2 separate regions of the Homo sapiens genome follow, and region 2 is linked to region 1. A link is an interaction called in ENCODE POLR2A ChIA-PET data of the cell type or tissue named here. Cell type or tissue: MCF 10A. All regions are shown on one strand. Each heading gives the region's core, and the rest is flanking DNA. Links, peaks and the distances in the headings are about the cores only. Region 1 overlaps ARHGEF37 (Rho guanine nucleotide exchange factor 37). Region 2 overlaps PPARGC1B (PPARG coactivator 1 beta).

The links. Peaks named below come from ENCODE experiments on the same cell type or tissue, not always from the same donor. Only the 100,000 strongest peaks of a DNase experiment are listed, where the experiment ranks them.
Region 2: POLR2A ChIA-PET joins it to region 1 with 5 read pairs; 1 of 35 experiments calls an interaction of 5 or more read pairs at or near these places.

Annotation. Positions count from the first base shown.
Region 1 is chr5:149,616,419-149,621,796 of GRCh38, forward strand. ARHGEF37 (Rho guanine nucleotide exchange factor 37) reads left to right here. Exons shown (of 13, transcript NM_001001669.3): 5 at 149-348; 6 at 1,758-1,888; 7 at 2,520-2,624; 8 at 3,936-4,046; 9 at 5,315-5,378. Among named protein-coding and RNA genes, the nearest start is that of ARHGEF37, 38 kb to the left of the region's middle. RefSeq lists enhancers at 471-540, 1,411-1,540, 1,671-1,940. In MCF 10A, for the core only: a CTCF peak has its summit at 2,486 (motif pointing left); a DNase peak (open chromatin) is centred at 2,593.
Region 2 is chr5:149,744,755-149,750,132 of GRCh38, forward strand. All of the region lies in intron 1 of PPARGC1B (PPARG coactivator 1 beta), which reads left to right. Among named protein-coding and RNA genes, the nearest start is that of MIR378A, 15 kb to the left of the region's middle. In MCF 10A, for the core only: no CTCF peak of the experiment used is centred there; DNase peaks (open chromatin) are centred at 2,927, 3,297 and 5,077.

The sequences.
Region 1 (5,378 bases), core at 111-5,110:
ACAGATGAGGAACTGGAGGATCGCAGAGAGGGGGTGACTTGCCTGAGATCACACAGTGAGCTAAATGGTAGAGTGAGGACTACAGCCCAGGCCCCCTGGTCCTCCAGAGGGTGGGATTTACCTGCCTAATACCAGCCTTCTCCCTCAGGCCGCAAGCTGGATCTTCAGGCCTCAGTTTCTTGCTGGTAATTCCTCTGCAGAGGATCACCAGGTACCCACTGCTGCTGCAGAAAATCCTGGAGAACACAGTCCCTGATGCCAGTGCCTATCCTGTCCTTCAGAGGGCTGTCTCTGCCCTCCAGGACGTGAACACCAATATCAATGAGTACAAGATGCGCAAGGAAGTGGGTAAGGACTTGGGCATTTAAGGGGACACATTAGTAGGAATGCTTCCAGTTACAGAAAATTTATCTAAAATCTGCTTCACCAGTAAAGAGAATGTAGTGGCTTATGTAACTATAAATCCAGAGGTAATGCAAGCTTTAGGTAGGGTTCGATCAGGGTGCTGGCTCCAGTTCCCTGTAACTCCCTTGTCTCTGCTCTTTACTCTGTATCAGCTTCATCTTCAGGCTGGCTTGCCTCATAATAGTAAGTTGTGGCTGTTCCAAGACTCACAGCTGCACACCACACTTACCCGGGTAAGGCAGGGTTTTTTCCCCCTTAGCCACAAAAATTAAGTCAAAGTTTCTCTTTGATAGGACCCACCTGGGTCATGTGCTTACCTTGAACTAATCACCAAAGTTAGGGCATCATGAACTGATTGGCTTAGGTCTGGGTTATGTGCCCTTCTTTGAATTAATCACTGTTGCCAGGGGTTTGGAATTATATAAATTGGCTTGTATCAGTCAGCAATCCACCCCTTGAGCTAAAGTGAGATCAATCTCATCCAAACCACATGACTGCCACACTGTGGAGGAGAAATCAATAGTGGGGAGGTAAAGAGCTGTGCATATATCTGGGGAGCCTGCCTCTCAGGTTATTAAAACAGAAAGGTTTGGAAAACGAAACAGTGTCTCAAGTTAAGAGAAACTCAATTACATGACTGAGACAACATAAAAATGGCAATTCAGCTAATGTTTACTAAGGGCTAGCTGTGCCATGCTTTTTCCTTCATTGTCATATTTGGTCTTTGCACTAACCCTCTGAGGTTGGCCCTGTTAGCCCCATTTCACAGTCAGGTAAAATGAGAGCATGCATCACTTGCTTCCTGTCGCAGAACTGGTAAGGGACAGAGCCAGGTTTCAAACTCAGGCCTGGAGTCTTCACCACCATGCTATACTATATTTAGCAGCTTTGGATTTCCTCCCCACCTGCTTCTCCATCCTACGACAGATCAGTAGGAAGCACTGAGTCAGGACCGGGAAGCGTGGCTCCCAGCTGGCCTGGCTCAAAGTGGCTGAGGGACCCCAGGCAAATCTCTCCTCCATGGGTTCTTCTTTAGGAAGTTCATTCAGACCCTCTGTCTTAGGTGACTCTCCCAGCAATCCTGCGAGGTGGCTGGTCCCATTTTACAGATGAGGAAACTGAGGCCCCAAGGAGTGGTGACTTCCCAAAGTCAAGCAGGCAGGAAGCTCTTCAGCCAGGGCTCACACCTCAGACAGAGGACCCTATGCTTTTCCTGTGTGACTCACTAACCTCATGAATGTGACCCTGATGGAGCAGAGGGCCCAAGCAGGTGCCCAGCCGGGCATGTCCGTGACATCCACTTTCCTGAGTTGGCTTGATCACCGTGCTTCCCCTCTTCTCTGTCGTTGCAGCCTCCAAGTACACCAAGGTAGAGCAGCTGACCCTCCGGGAGCGGCTGGCCCGCATCAACACACACACCCTCTCCAAGAAGACCACCCGGCTGAGCCAGCTGCTGAAGCAGGAGGCGGGGCTGATCCCCAGGGTGAGCGTGCGCCTGGGAGGAAGAGTCACATCCAGCCACCCCCAAGGCCAGGCCCTGCACAGTGGGTAGACAGGGGACTTAGGCTCCTTTCAGAACTGAGGCAATGGAGGCTGAGAGATTGAGGTGCTGGGAAGAGGCAGAGGTGGCACCCCACTTGATTCTGAAGAGCCAGTGGAGGGGTTTCTCCAGTGTCTTGGGCCACTCTCTTTGGGGCCTATTTACACAGATAGGAGAGCTGGTCTCTGGGTTTGGGCAAAGGACCAGCCCTAAATAGCTACTTCTAGCAGCACAGGTTGGTGGAGTGCCTGCTCTGAAACCAAGCATGCTCACACAATGAAATAAGTGTTCCCACTATCCCCATGAGAAAACAGAAACTCCGAGAGGGTAAAACCCTTGTCCAGAGTCACACGGCTAGGAAGCCAATGAACTGGGGCTCATGCTTGTGTATCCGATTCCATGCTCTGAATGTAAAACCACTGAGCTACACCACCCTCTCAGCTTTGGGGTTGCGAGAACCAGCTCTGGTGGGCGAGTCTGTGGAAAGGTTGTCCCAGTGAGGACCTGGAACACTGAAGCCGGTGTACACTGCCCCCATGTGGATATTCTCAACCCTCACACACATTACTTTCAGACAGAAGACAAGGAATTTGATGATTTAGAAGAGAGGTTCCAGTGGGTGTCTCTGTGTGTGACTGAGCTGAAGAACAACGTGGCTGCTTACCTGGACAATCTGCAGGTGAGGACACTGCAGGGTTCATAAAGGGCGAGTCTGGGCTGGGTTCCCCTGGCAGGAGGCTTGCAGGGCCCAGCCTACAAGCTGGGAAAGGCACCAGCCTCAGAAACCAACCAGATGAGGTCATCCTGTCTCATCTCTTCTGGAGAATGCTGGCCAGCACTCCTCAGCCCCAGGCCATTATACTGGGGGCAGCTCCGAGCCCATTGGAGTTCCTACCACATAGGGCCAAAATTCACTGGAAGCAGAGCCCCGCAGAGCAACTCTGCCAGACCAGCACCTAGAGCAGGGGAGACAAACAGGTGCCTAAAGGGGCCAGGCAGGTAATGCTACTGAGTGAAGTGTGCAGGTAACAGGCAATCCAATGCAATAGGAGCCTAGTGTCTAACAGGCTGTTTATGAGACTTTTCAGTGAACTTAAATATAAAATAATATTTGGAATTTGAAGGGCTGAATGAATGAATACATGAATCAAATCTAAAGGAGCAGCTATTCCTCAGCTCTGGGGGGTTGTTGCTGGGTGAGAATATGGGCCCAGTTCTTCTGACTTTAAGAAAAACACACCTGGAAATTCAGGTATTTTTCAGATTTTTGATGACATCTCCTGATGCGTCAATGTGAGCAACTAATTAAATGAAGATTTAAATGCTATGGGGCATTTTTTTAATGCATTGATGTAAATAGGAAAAGTTAGAGAAAAGTATTAATAGAACATGTGGAATATGGACATGGGAAAAAACAAACGCACTGCTGGGTGCAGTGGCTTACGCCTGTAATCCCAGAATTTTGGAAGGCCGAGGCGGGAAGATCACTTGAGGTCAGGAGTTCAAGACCAGCCTGGTCAACATGGTGAAACCTTGTGTCTACTAAAAATACGAAAAACATTAGCCAGGCAAGGTGTCACACGCCTGTAGTCCCAGCTACTCAGGAGGCTGAGGCAGGAGAATTGCTTGAACCTGGGAGGCAGAGATTGCAATGAGCCAAGATCATGCCACTGCACACCAGCCTGGGTGACAGAGTGAGACTCTGTCTCAAAAAAAAAAAAAAAGAAAAAGAAAAAAACCCCACAAAGGTGGCATGTAAATGTATGAAGTTCAAGAAGCACTGGAATGAGGAGAAAGATGTTGACTCAGTCTAAGGCGGAACTTTCTAATCACTTAAGCTGTGTGAGAATAGAATCAGCTGTGTGTGTCCCTCTCATTGGGGGTGTGTAGAGAGCCTGGAAAACCTCTTCAAGGTATGGTGGAAGGGGATTCCAGCGTAAGATGGCCATGACAGGCATGATTGGATGTTTCTCCTTGGTACTGGGTCCAGGCTTTCCTCTACTTCAGGCCGCACGAATACAATCTGGACATCCCCGAGGGGCCTGCAGTGCAGTATTGCAATTTGGCAAGAGACCTTCACCTTGAGGCCTTCCTGAAATTTGTGAGTGGAACCTTTCCTTTCTCCTTTCTTTGTTAGGCAGGTGGTAGAGCTTACAAGAATAATATTTAGAAGTCAGGCACTTTGGCCAGGCGTGGTGGCTCACGCCTGTAATCCCAGCACTTTGGGAGGCCGAGGCAGGCAGATTGCCTGAGCTCAGGAGTTTGAGACCAGCCTGGGCAATACGATGAAACCCCGTCTCTACTAAAAATACAGAAAATTAGCCGGGCATGGCAGTGTGCACCTGTAGTCCCAGCTACTCAGGAGGCTGAGGCAGGAGAATTGCTTGAACCCAGGAGGCAGAGGTTGCAGTGAGCCGAGATCATGCCACCGCACTCCAGCCCGGAGACAGAGTGAGACTCCTTCTCAAAAAAAGAAGTCAGGCACTTTACACAATTGCCACATCTGTAATCTTCCTGAGTGGTCAGCAGCATAGAGATTATTATTAGTGCACTTTCCTGATAAAAATAGCCCCCACTAACATTTATTGAGCCTCACTATCTGCCAGGCTCTATGCTAAGCCCTTTATATTCCTTACATCATTTAATCCTCACCATATGGTTTTGGGGGTGGCTACTTTGAATAACCCCATTCTGCAGGTGAGAGATTGAGGCTCAGAGGGGGTCACCTCCTGGGTCATTTATACAGATGGTCAGTGATAAGCTGGGATCTGAGCCCCAAAGACTCTTGACCACCACTCTATACAAAATCTTTTCTAAGGCTGGGCAAGGTGGCTTATGCCTGTAATCCCAGCACTTTGGGAGGCCAAGGCAGGAGGATTGCTTGAGCCCAGTTGTTAGAGACCACTGTGGGCAACATAGACCCTGTCTCTACAAAAAATAATAATAATAAAATTAGCTGGGTGTGGTGGCATGTGCTAAGGTGGGAGGATCGCTTGAGCCTGACAGGTAGGCTGCGGTGAGCTGTGATTGCATTGCTGCACTGCAGCCTGGGAGACAGAGTGAGACCCTGTCTCAAAAAAAAAAACAAAAAACTTTTTCAAGGTCTTTGCATAATAATGATTCAAAGTGCTATATAAGATTGAATGCCTACTCTGTGCTAAGCACTCTGTTAAGCTCATTACATGCATCGTCCCCATTTTTCAGATGGGCAGATTGAGGCCCAGAGAAGTTAGATAACATGCTAAAGGTCCCAGCTAGTCAGTGGGAGTTAGACTGGAATCCAGGCCTGCATGCTTCCAAAGCCCCTTCTCACAGCCCCTGCCCTTTGCCACCTCCTTTCCCGACTCCCACGCTCATGTCTCCCCACAGAAGCAACGGCTAGAAGGCCTGGTGTGGCAGCCACTGTGCAGCCTGGCCAAAGCCCTGCTTGGCC
Region 2 (5,378 bases), core at 156-5,155, 130 kb after region 1:
CTTTTATGTTTCCAAGGCTGCTTAAGGTAGCACAAAGAGTTTGTAGCTCGGCATTAGATAAGTGCTGATTGGCCTCAAGAAACAGTGGCACTTGCGCTTAGTGATTCATAAGAGCTTGGGCTTTAGAGTCTGGTTCAAATTTTAGCTTTGTGACTTTTTTTTTTTTTTTTTTGAGACAGGGTCTTGCTCTGTTGCCCAAGCTGGTGCGATCAAGGAGGCTCACTGCAGTCTCGACCTCTTGGGCTCAAGGGATCCTCCTACCTCAGCTTCCCCAGTAGCTAGGACTAAAGGCATGTGCCACTACACCTGGATAATTTTTTACTTTTTTTAGAGATAGGGTCTTGCTATATTGCCCGGGCTGGTCTCGAACTCCTAGGCTCAAGCGATCCTATTGCCTCGGCCTCCCAAAGTGCTAGGATTACAGGCAGGAGCCACTGTGCCTGGCCAGCTTTGTGACTTTTTAGTTGTGTGATCTAAGGAGTTAGATAGCTGCTCTGTGCTCTAGTTAGCCAGCTCCCAAATGGGAATGATAATAGGACTTACCTGCCAGGCTTGGTAGAACTAATCAGTGGTTCTCAGCCATGAGTGCACATCAGAATCAACTCTGTAGTTTAAAAAAGTCATAATTACACATCTGGGGCTGTCCCAGACCTATAGAGTGAGAATCTTTGAGAGTAGGCCCTTAAGCTTCTCTGTCTTTAAAAAGCTCCCTCTGATGACACCCCTGCTTTGGTACTAAAAATCAGGTACTATTCATAGAGTGTCTGTCATGAACTCTGCCAGTTCCCTCCCCTCTCTCTTTCCTGCCTCAGTGTGGGGTACAGGCTAGCATTTAGGATGAATGACCAGGGAACAGATCGAAAGCCTCTTTATAATAATGCCCGTGGAGAGCAGGGCAACTTCTTTATCAGGCATTTCCATTTGATCTTCACATCAATCTCATGTCATAGGGAAAAGAAGTATTCCCATTTTACAGATGGGAAAATAGAGGTCTAGAGAGTGACTTGGTAGGATCCTGCCGGTAATCAGTTTTCAAATATTCGTCTTGGTCCCTGTGTTTGTCCTCCTTGATCCTCAATCCCACACCCACTTATGGGTCAGCTCATAGGAGGTGGGGGGATTAGGATTACTTTATGAGTGAATGGGTTGGAAGAGAGGAGGAAGAAGGCAGCCTGAGAGAACACAAGTCACCTGCAGACTCCCAGAGGCCAGTGACAGTTTGATGTATCAGGCCCCTTAAAGATCAGAGGGGTGCTGGTCATGGTCCCAGACCATGCAGTAGCTTAGAGGTAGCAACAGGACTAGAATCCATTTCTGATGCCTGATTCACTGCCATCCCAGCTCTGTGTGCTGCTTCCACAGTGTGGTCAGGGTGTGGCTCCACTGATAATAGAATTAGTCTTCTAGCTAGTGTAGTGAGGCCTTTGCACTTGCTGTTCCCTCTGCCGGCAACGCTCTTCCCAGGCATTGCCATGGCTTGCTGCTTCCTCACCTCCTTCCTGTCCTGTCAGGTGTCATCTCCTCAAATGACCACCATTCTACTTTCTGTCTCTATGATTTTGGTTGTGACATGGTTTCTCATACAAGTGGGATCACAGTATTTGTCTTTTTGTGGCTGGCCTATTTTACTTAGCATAGTGTCATCAAGGCTCATCTCTATTGGGGCAAATGTCAGGATTTCCTTCCTTTTTCAGGTAGAATAATATTTCACTGAATATGCCACATTTTGCTTATCCATTCATTTGTTAGTGAATACCTGGGTTGCTTTCACATTTTAGCTATTGTGAATGATGGTGCTATGAACATGGGTGCACAAATATCTCTTGGAGACCCTGACTTCAACCCATTTGGGTATATGCCCAGAGGTGGAATTGCTGGATTATATGGTAGTTCTATTGTTAATGTTTTGAGGAACCACCATACTGTTTTCCATGGTGGCTGTACCATTTAACATTCCTACCAACAGTGCACAAGGGTCCCAATTTCTCCATATCCTCTCTAACACTTCCTGTTTTCTGTTTGTTTCTTTAAATAGTAGCCATCCTAATGGATGTGAGGTGGTTATCTTATTGTAGTTTTGATTTGCATTTCCCTAATGACTGAGCATTTTTTAATGTGTTTACTGGCCATTTGCATATCTTCTTTAGATAAATGTCTTTTCAAGTCATTTGCCTGTATTTTAAAATTGGGTTGTTTGTTTTTTGTTGTTGTTGACATTTAGTTCTCTTTACATTTGAGATACTAATCTCATCAGATATGATTTGCAAATATTTTCTCCCATTCTATGTGTTGCCTTTTTATTCTGTTGATAGTGTCTTCTAATTCACAAAATTAAATAATTTTCACGTAGTCTAATTTGTCTATTTTTTCTTTTGTTGCCTCTGCTTTTGGTGTCATATCTAAGAAATCATTTTCAAACCCAATGTCAGGAAGCCTTTGCCTGCTTTGTTTTTTTCTAAGAGTTTTAGAGTTTGAGCTCTTTCATTTTTATCTTTGATCCATTTGGAGTTAATGTTTATATATGGTGTAAGGTAAGAGTCCAACTTCATTCCTTCGCATAACTGAATGTGTCTTGAATGAGTGAGTAGTTGGCTAAGTCCTTAAGCTGTACAGGCTGCCGAGCTCACCTAACCCTCCTAACAGTGTCAGGAGAAAAATACTTTTAGCACCATTCTTCACGTGAGCCTGATGCTCAGAGGGTGAGTGTGGGGCTTGGGGACATAGCTCCTTTGCTGACCAAGCCACACAGAGGTCCCCAGGGCCCAGCAGGCAGGCATGACCAGGGCCCCGCCCCAAAATATCATGCCCCAGTGCCCTAGTGGCCTCATGCCACTTTCTCCTTGGGGTTGGGCAACAGCTCCTCCCTGCCCTGTGGGTGTGGACACCAGGTACCTGCCCAGCAGCGCCTGGGGCCTCCAGCCTACTCCAGCACTGCTCTTTGTCCCAGTGGCTGAAGGAGTGGCAGCCTGGCTTGTACTTTCTGGTCCAGCCCCAACAGGAATGTGGCAATCTCCTCCCACTGTGCCTGCATCCACACCTCCCTGGTGGGGTGGGGGTGGACCATGGGCAGGCACCATAGCAGGCAAAACTAGAGGACAGTGATGGTGTCTTGGGTGGAAGCTGCTTTGCCAGAGGCCCATCTCCTGAGAGGCTAGAGCAGGCCCAGGTTGGTGAATCAGGTTCCAGGGAGAGCAGGGTGGGGTTGAGGAGTGGGTGAGGAGCCAAGCAGGAGAGGGAGGTGGAGGTTTAGAATCCACCCTAAGAGGAGAAGAAAGCCCTCCTTTGCTCAGCTGGCCTGCCAGAAGATTTTCAATGATATGGTTGTGAAACAACCAGAGGAGGGGCAGTACCAGCCGGTTCCAGGTGATGAGCACAGCCCAGGGTCTGAGGGCAAGTGGGAGGCACACGAGAACAGTGAAGAACAGAGCTCTGAGTCAGCCTGAGTCCAGGGTCTGTCAGTTAGCTGCTGACTTAGGGCATGGTACTTATTCTGCCTGGGCCTTAGTTTCCTCACCTGTGAAATGGGGTGAAGAGATATAGATATAGATATAGATATAGATATAGATATATCTATATATATATATCTCAGTGGGTAGTTGAGTTGAGAAGATGAGAAGGTACAATGTCTGAAGAGCTTAGTGCAGTGTGTCTGGGTGTTATGATCAATAATAATGACAATTACCAGTGACCAGATGGTTTGGTGACAGTTTAGTGGAGGAAGCCGTGCAGCAGTCACTCCTTGTGCACGGGAAACCAGTTGCAGATTTGAGCAAGCCTTGCTCCCTGCCCTGGATGAACAGATCTGCTGATGGCCATGGAAGGTGCCCAGGGCAGAGTGTCAAGACAACTTTTGCAGCAGAAAGGGTATTGAAGGATGAGCAGGAGCTGGCCAACATGATGGGAGGGGCCTCCTAGCCAGGGACCAGGCTGTCGTGATGGCTAGCATATCATGTGGCTGATGACTGAGCAATGAGTGGCTAGGTGAGAGGCTTGAGGGGAGGCTCTGAGCTGACTGGAGGACTCCCCATGGGGGTGAGGAACAGACAGCATGAACGAAATGTCTGGAAGAATCCAAAGATGGAACACCAAGATTCTCGTCCGAGAAACTAGCTGGAGGCTGCTCTGCAGAAGGGGAAAGGCCTTGGGGAGGTTTCAGAAGGAGAGTGACTTTGAGGGTGACTAGTTCTTCCCTGGGCCTCACAGGCAGCATGGGATGAATGGTATCACCCTGTGGACTGCACCGCTCCTCCCCAGGCCCTAGGAGTGAGTGGGGGACATGCAGGGATTTGTGTTAAGGATTGACACAAAGGCTGGGGTACAGCTTCTCATATGTAGTCCTGACTCAAGTCCCTGGCTCAATACAGCAGGAATCGGTGGGGCCAGGCACCACAGAACCACTAGGTACAGCCCTCAATAAATTTAATGATGCAGATGATACTTAGTGCCATCATAATGATTATTACTCCTATTTACCGTTATACCTGTTAGTGTGTCACTGCGAAATTCACACAGCATTTTCACATCCACAGTTCACATCCTTGTGAGGATTTTCATTTCTGTTTTGCTGATGAAGAACCCAAGGCCCAGGGATGTGAAGTGACTTACCCGCTGAGGTCACTGTTGTAGGAACTGGACGGGAATGTGAGACTTGTGGCCCTTCAGATCTGCCTGGTTGAGAAGAGAGATGTTTTTTGAATGGAGCCCCTCCGCTACTGCTGTCTGAGTTCCCTGCCTTATCTTGAATTCTTTTTGGAGCAATGATCTCCAGTCTTTTCGGAATTGCCACATCTCGCCATTGTATGATTTTGCAACAGTTGCAACTGTGAAACGCCCCCAGAAAACTGTAATCTCCATTGATCTCTATGTAATTTAGAGTTAGGGAAGAGGAAAATCTTGTTTTTTGCATCTGTGCTGGAAAGAAGAGTGTCATGGTGAGAATATTGTACCTGGAGTCTGGAGGGAGCCCTGGGCTGTTCCTCTTTGCTGTGTGACCTTGGACAGGTCTCGCCCCCTCTCTGGCCCTGAGTTTCCTAATCTCTGCCATCCTGTGACTCATTATCTTTCTAAACGTGAGCTGTTTTAAAGTGTCACAAGTCTGGGATTGTGAATCATGGGGGCTGTTTTGCTTTGGTAAATTCTGCTTGGAGCTGAACCACCAGGTACTGGATAGAGAGGGAGACTAGTTCCTGGAGACAGATGGACAGATGGAGCTAGGAAACAGTCTCATCGCAGATGGTTAATGTACTTTCCCTGCACCCAGTGGGTAATGTCAGTGTAGGTTCTTAACTCCCCAGGTTATGGCCCCTTTCCTGGTGACAGGTGCAATGCTGACTTCTCTTTGAACTGTAAGTTGGAAGAAATTTGTCATGGGATCATGT